Regions from separate parts of the Homo sapiens genome. Here region 2 is linked to region 1. The links are chromatin contacts, found by Hi-C in ENCODE. All regions are on one chromosome and are shown on one strand. Each heading gives the region's core, a stretch centred on a gene start or an enhancer-like site at or near the end of the contact. The rest is flanking DNA. Distances are from core to core; before and after follow the strand shown. Region 1 holds the start of NMNAT3 (nicotinamide nucleotide adenylyltransferase 3). Region 2 holds the start of ARMC8 (armadillo repeat containing 8).

Evidence for each region. A loop is a pair of places that touch in the nucleus more often than their neighbours do. Pooled maps may share reads with other maps.
Region 2: a map of CD4-positive, alpha-beta T cell shows a loop between it and region 1 (11-fold over the local background). The contact joins the promoter of ARMC8 here to the promoter of NMNAT3 in region 1. A Hi-C loop is called at or near these places in 3 of 168 maps with a recorded cell type or tissue (CD4-positive, alpha-beta T cell, CD4-positive, alpha-beta memory T cell and naive thymus-derived CD4-positive, alpha-beta T cell) and 7 of 50 pooled maps.

The regions. Positions count from the first base shown.
Region 1 is chr3:139,676,496-139,679,308 of GRCh38, forward strand. NMNAT3 (nicotinamide nucleotide adenylyltransferase 3) reads right to left here and starts at 1,477. Exons shown (of 7, transcript NM_001401600.1): 1 at 1,210-1,477. RefSeq lists a silencer at 1,531-1,580.
Region 2 is chr3:138,185,690-138,188,673 of GRCh38, forward strand. It overlaps ARMC8 (armadillo repeat containing 8), which reads left to right and starts at 1,612. Exons shown (of 22, transcript NM_001363941.2): 1 at 1,612-1,910. The coding sequence starts at 1,866.

The sequences.
Region 1 (2,813 bases), core at 227-2,726:
GAACCATACCTTCAGGGGCTCCTGGGTGGCTTTCTGAGAAAAACAGAGAAGCTTTCCCCTGCAAGGCCAGTGGGTAAGAACCCTTTCTCTGGGTTGTGCCAGGGTGGAACTGTCACTTTATTTCACCTGGCCCACCGGACATGGGCTCCAGGAGGGCAGGGCCCCTGTCTGATTTCTCTCTGAATCCTCAGAGCCAGGGTAAAGTGGGCGCCAGTTAAATGTTTCAAGAATGAACAACTAAACCAGTCATCATTTTAGAGAACAGGCTGTTTGAGAGATTCTACTCAGAACCACTTATTTGATAGAGGAAGAAACAGGACTCAAGGAGAGGGGAAGTGACTTTGCTGAGAGGCAGGCACACTGTGTTTAGTCCAGAACAACATCAAGCCTTGGATGTTTAGTGCAGAGTAACATCCAGCACCCATCACGCAGTGCTAAGTCATTTACATTCACCATTTCCATTCTCAATGGGTAGAACAATCCCATTTTACAGAGGAGAACGTTAAGGTTAAGGAACTTGCTTTCCCCCCAGCTCTCTGCAGGCCAGCCCCACCAACCCTCCTTTCCTCAAGCCACATTCTCTCCCAACAAAATGAGTTTGCTCTGTTGTTCCCCGCCCGGGAATTCTCTAAAGTTTTAGTTCCAGCAGCCTTTGTAGCTGGGGGCCCTGATAAAATCTCTCCAGCACCCTAGAATTTCAATCTTCATAGCTCTGACCACAGTTTTAACGTTCACACTTGTTTGCATAGATATCCATTTGCTGTCGGTCTCCCCCCACTGGACTGTGAGCTGCACGGGGGAGGGCACCACATTTTTTGGCCTGCTACTGTAACCCCAGCACTTAGCCCAGCAGCGGACACTGAGTGGAACACGTTAAGTATTTGTTAGACACTGTGCTTATATTTTTAACCTTTGAGTGCACGAGTGCTAAAGGTGGGATCCGAACCCACGTCTCCGGGACTCTGGTCATAGCCAAAGGGGAGCTGGGGGTTAGGTTGACACGCTGCAGCGAGAACCGCCGGCGCGCAGAGGCAGCGCGGAGCTGTCCCCCCGGTTCGCGCCACCCCGGATGGCTCCGCACTCCGCCGCCACCTGTCGCCCCAGCGGGGACTCCCAGGACTCAGTTAGGGGCCAGGAGTCACGTGGGCCCGGGCATTCAGCCGCGATCCAGGTCCTAGTGGGCTGACGAGGGGCCCACGCTGCGCTTACCTGCTATTTGCAGGGCTCAGCAACGGCGCTCGGCGAGTCTCGGGGGACTGCGGGGGACTAGGGGACCTGCTGGGCCTAGCAGGGGCTGTCGGTCAGCGCGCGGCCCGGCGCCCGAGGTCCGAGAGGGAAACGACGTTTGGTCTCGGGACTCAAGGCTGCCTCCGGCCCGGGCAGCCTCAGGTCTAGATCCCCTAGTACCTGAGCTGGAGGCGGGGCCAAGGCGAACTTGACCTTGCGCTCCCTTAGCGGCCCCGGGCAGATGGAGTCTGAGGGAAACAGATCTGCGCCCCGCCCCTTCGCTGGGGCGGGCCCTAAGGAGACCCGGCCCTGGCCCCGCCCAGGGTCCTAAGCCCCGCCCTCTCCCCTGCCCCCGCCCCCGCCCGCTGGCTCCCAACCGCCAAGGCTCTTTTGTGTTGCGTGCGTGTTTGCTTTTTTATTCTCCTGTTTTGTATTCTGTTTGTTTTGTATTTTTATTTAATTTTCTTTTAAAAAAATACATGAAAGTAACGCCCACTTACTTATTAGAAAATAAAATTATCTAGATTTGCTTATAATGAAAGCAACAGGCCACTTCTCCCTCCCATCACAGCTCTTTTTAACAATTCCTCCGTTAATTTCTTCTAGTGGTCACCCGCTTGTCGCAAAAAAAAAATAAATAAATAAAATAAAAAAATAAAAAAAGAAACTTACATAGCGATTTCTTGATTTATCCATTGACTTTCTGCCATGTTATATGAGGATCTACTCTCTTACTGCGCGGCCCCTGTTTCCTTCTGACAAATTTACACCTCTATTCTCAAGCCCTGCCCTGGTAAACGCCAGACCTCAAAGCAGGGAAGGATTTCTGGGGCCTGAAGCATACACAGTTGTGTGGGGAGAAGGAAGGGAGGGCTGCTTAAGAAAGAGAAGACAGAATTAGGGCTTGCCAGTGAACATTTATTTGGAATGAGAAAATAAATCTTAACAGAATCCTGGGGTCTTAGAGATTGGGGTCCCTATCCCCTAAAACCTTCTTAGGAAATTTAGGTCCCAAATTTGCTTCCCTAACGCAGTCTGGCTTCCTCTGCCCACCCAGAACTCTCCATAAGCCCCCAGGGCTCATGGGAGCCTTGCAGAGAGAGGCCTTGAAGGACAAGATTCACTAGATTCTGCCAATACAGTTTCCTAATGGAGTGAATTGGAGTGTGCGAAAAAGAGAGACATCAAGGATGATGTCAAGGTTTTTTGATTGCTGTACACTTAATTTCCAGCGTTTCCTAGACACAGGAACACAACCTCATCTTAGTATGGAGAGTGTTTTATAAGCCTGTCCACATCACCAGAGCCTCACGGTGCACCCATGAAGTTGGCTGGACGGGTGCACTGTCCACAGTTTTAGGAGGCCCATAAATTTGTCCCTTGTGTATTAGCACCGGGGGCATGCAACTTGCACCCAATAAGTACCCAGGTAAATGGTACTTCCCCACTCAGTCTGAAGACACAGTGTCCGTGCCCTCTCGGATCCCTTTTCTCTTACCTGTGGTGTAAAATGTGGCTCCAGAAGGTGATCTTGGACAAGTCTCTTTACTTCCCAAGCCTCACTTTCCTTTCGTATAATGGGAGGT
Region 2 (2,984 bases), core at 362-2,861, 1.5 Mb before region 1:
TAGACAACCTAGAAGATAAAACTCCCAGTGCCTGTCTTGAAGTGTATAGTGAGACAAACACGGAAACAATTAACAACAACAAAACCACCCTACAATTAAAGTGAAGTATGAAGGCATGGGGGAAAGGGTATCTAACCCATGCCTGGGGGAGACAATTCCTGGAGGATGTATTGCTTGAGCTAATGGATGGAGTGTGGATCAAATACAGTTATAATGACTCTATATACTATGTATTAGGGTTATGTTCTGCCCCATTGCAGTATGCAGTACATGATGTGATTTTAGGTGGTCCATGGATGGACATTTAAACTTTTTGTAGTTAATGTGTACTAGAATAAAAATAAGGAGCACAACAAACTTGATTTCACAGAGTATTATGGTTTAGGATAAAGCCAAAAATTTTTAATGAGTTGAAATTGGCTTTAAATAAAAATATTGAATGAATAATAATACCTAGGTGCAGATTGGCAAAGATTGTGTAGGTGGTGTACAGATTACCCAAGTTTCAGAAATAGTATTATAGCAGAAGGACTACCTAAAATAAAATTCCTGCCTTCCAGGAATTCAACAGTTTGTTAAGGAACACAGACCCATAAGCAGGGGTGGTAAATGCTACACTAAATTTGGAAACCAAGTACAGGAGGAAGACAGGAAAACAGTGAGGAGCAGAGTGCGGGAGAGGCTACCAGCTACAAGACCAGTTGGAAGGCTATTGCTGTAGTCCAGGGGAGAGGTTACAAGAGCCTGAATTAGGGTGTGGCTATAGAAATGGAAGGAATACAAGTAATGTTAACAGGCCAATTGCAACCATACTGTGAAAACCTTACTGGTTGCAAGCAGTACGAAGGTGAAACTTATCCAACCAAGTCAAGGGCAGTGTTGCACACACACACACACACACACACAAAGTAGTAGGACAGCTGAATTAATCAAGTATAATTGAAAGCATACTTTTATTTAGCTTCGGTTATGAGAGTGTTTTAGTGCGAAATATTTAGATATTTGCCCCCATTTTCCCCACTTAACTCAGAAGCTGGAGAAATGTTAACACATATTGTATAACGCTTTCTATGTTCTAGGTTTTTTCTGAGAGCTTCACGTTTGTTGACTCCTCTATCCTCATTAACCTTTATTTTATAGATGAGGAAACTCAAACAGAAGGTTAGATAACTTGCCCAGGGTAAAGCAGCTGATAAATCAAGTAGCTAGGAAGAAACCCAAGCATTCTGGCTATTCTTAACACTACACCAGAATAAACGGGGCCGGCACACAACGCTAAGGCAAGTCACGTATCTGTATCGGATCGTGAAACAATCACTCTTACGGTTGGCAAAGGTTCTGGGATCGCAATTTCCCCACCTATAAAATGGAGATAACGACGCCGGGAGTTTGGTGCAGAGAGAGAGAATGAATATGAAAGTGAACTTCAAACTATGTATGTGGCTCCACGTACTACTTTTTCCAAATATGAATACTGGAATCCATAAACTGCAATTTATCAGTCCGTAAAACTCGTAGCGTCAGGGCGAGACTCCGCCTCTGGGGCCCCGCCCACCGCGAGCGGCAGGTGGGGCCGGCAGATCTTCTTTGCGCATGCGGAAACCGCTGCCCGCTTCCACCTCTAACCCAGGCTCAGAGTAGCTGCTGTTTCTGAGAGAACGATTCGTAGGACAGCCCCTGACGCCATTCCCTTTTGCCCTTCTTTCTGCGGGCCTTTCCGGTACTTGAGCGGTGTCCAGAGCGTGGCCAGTTCTCGTCTATCTGGCTGCCTTTAGGGAGCGGTGCCTAGCGTTGGCCAATAGTTGGCTGTCGAAAGTGCCGGCCCCCGCGCCGGCGCCTGCAGCAGCCGGGTGGGAAGGCTCAAGATGGCGTGCTTGTTGGAGACCCCAATCCGCATGAGCGTCCTTTCGGTGAGTGACCCGCCGCGGCCGCCCGCCCGCCCTCCAGGAAGCCTCATCCCGGTCTCCACCATTCCCCCAAGCGTGGTGTGCCTCCTGGGCACCACCCCCTGGGGTGGACCCCGGCTCAGTCTCGGGCCAGGGAGTGAGCGAGGGTGGAGAGGCGGGATAGACGGGCAGAGGGGACCGCGGCCGAGCCAAAGACGTTTCCAACTCCGGGAGCTCCCGCCGGTGCGGGTTCCCAGGATGGCGTCTGGCAGGCGGGGTGGCTGGGCTTATAGACAACTGGCTGGGCGGCGCGGCTTGGACTTTGCCAAGCGTTTCACTGAGCCTTCCTTTTAGCGATGCCGCTTCCCGGGGGCCGAACGCTCTGCCTTGTGAAGCGCCGGGCTTGCAGCCGGCCTGAGAACGAGCGCCCACTCAGCTCTCCCGGGCTTTGGCAAGAAGAGGTGCAGGCTCCTTGGCCCCCATTTCCTCAGAGCTGCCAGGCCAAGTCTGTGCGGCTTCTATCGCGTCCCAGCACCTGGGCACCGGCTGAAGCAGTTTGCTTTTTGGCAATGGTGATTCGTATCAGCTGCAACTCTTCCTAGTGTGTGTGGTTTTTTAAGCCCCTTTCCTCCGCTCTGCTCAGAGGTCGCGGCTCTGAGTCAGAGGAACTCTATGTTCCCTGTGCCTGGTATTCCGTTTTTCTTTAAGGGGAGTCAAACATTGAAGGGGGGAAAAGGGGGTGAGATTTATTTCCCCATTGTTGAAAGAAGGGAACGTATTGACATGCCAGGAAGTAAAACCTGTTTTTTTTTTTTTTAAAAAAAGTTTTTTTAAAGAAAAAGACGACTTTCACCTTTCACTATGTTGCTCTTGAACCAGGACCAGGAATGAAAGTTACTGGGAGATAACTTCGAAGGATTTTGCAACAAATTCGAGCTGTCCGACTCTGAGAATGGTCAGTTTACCAATGGTTCATTTGCTATTGTTGGAAACAAGCAGGCAAATACTGATTGACCATCTTTTAGACTTGTGGAAGCCAGTCTGATACTGAGAGGGTAGTTGGATTATAAATGACTTGTCGGGTTCCTAGAGTCTTGT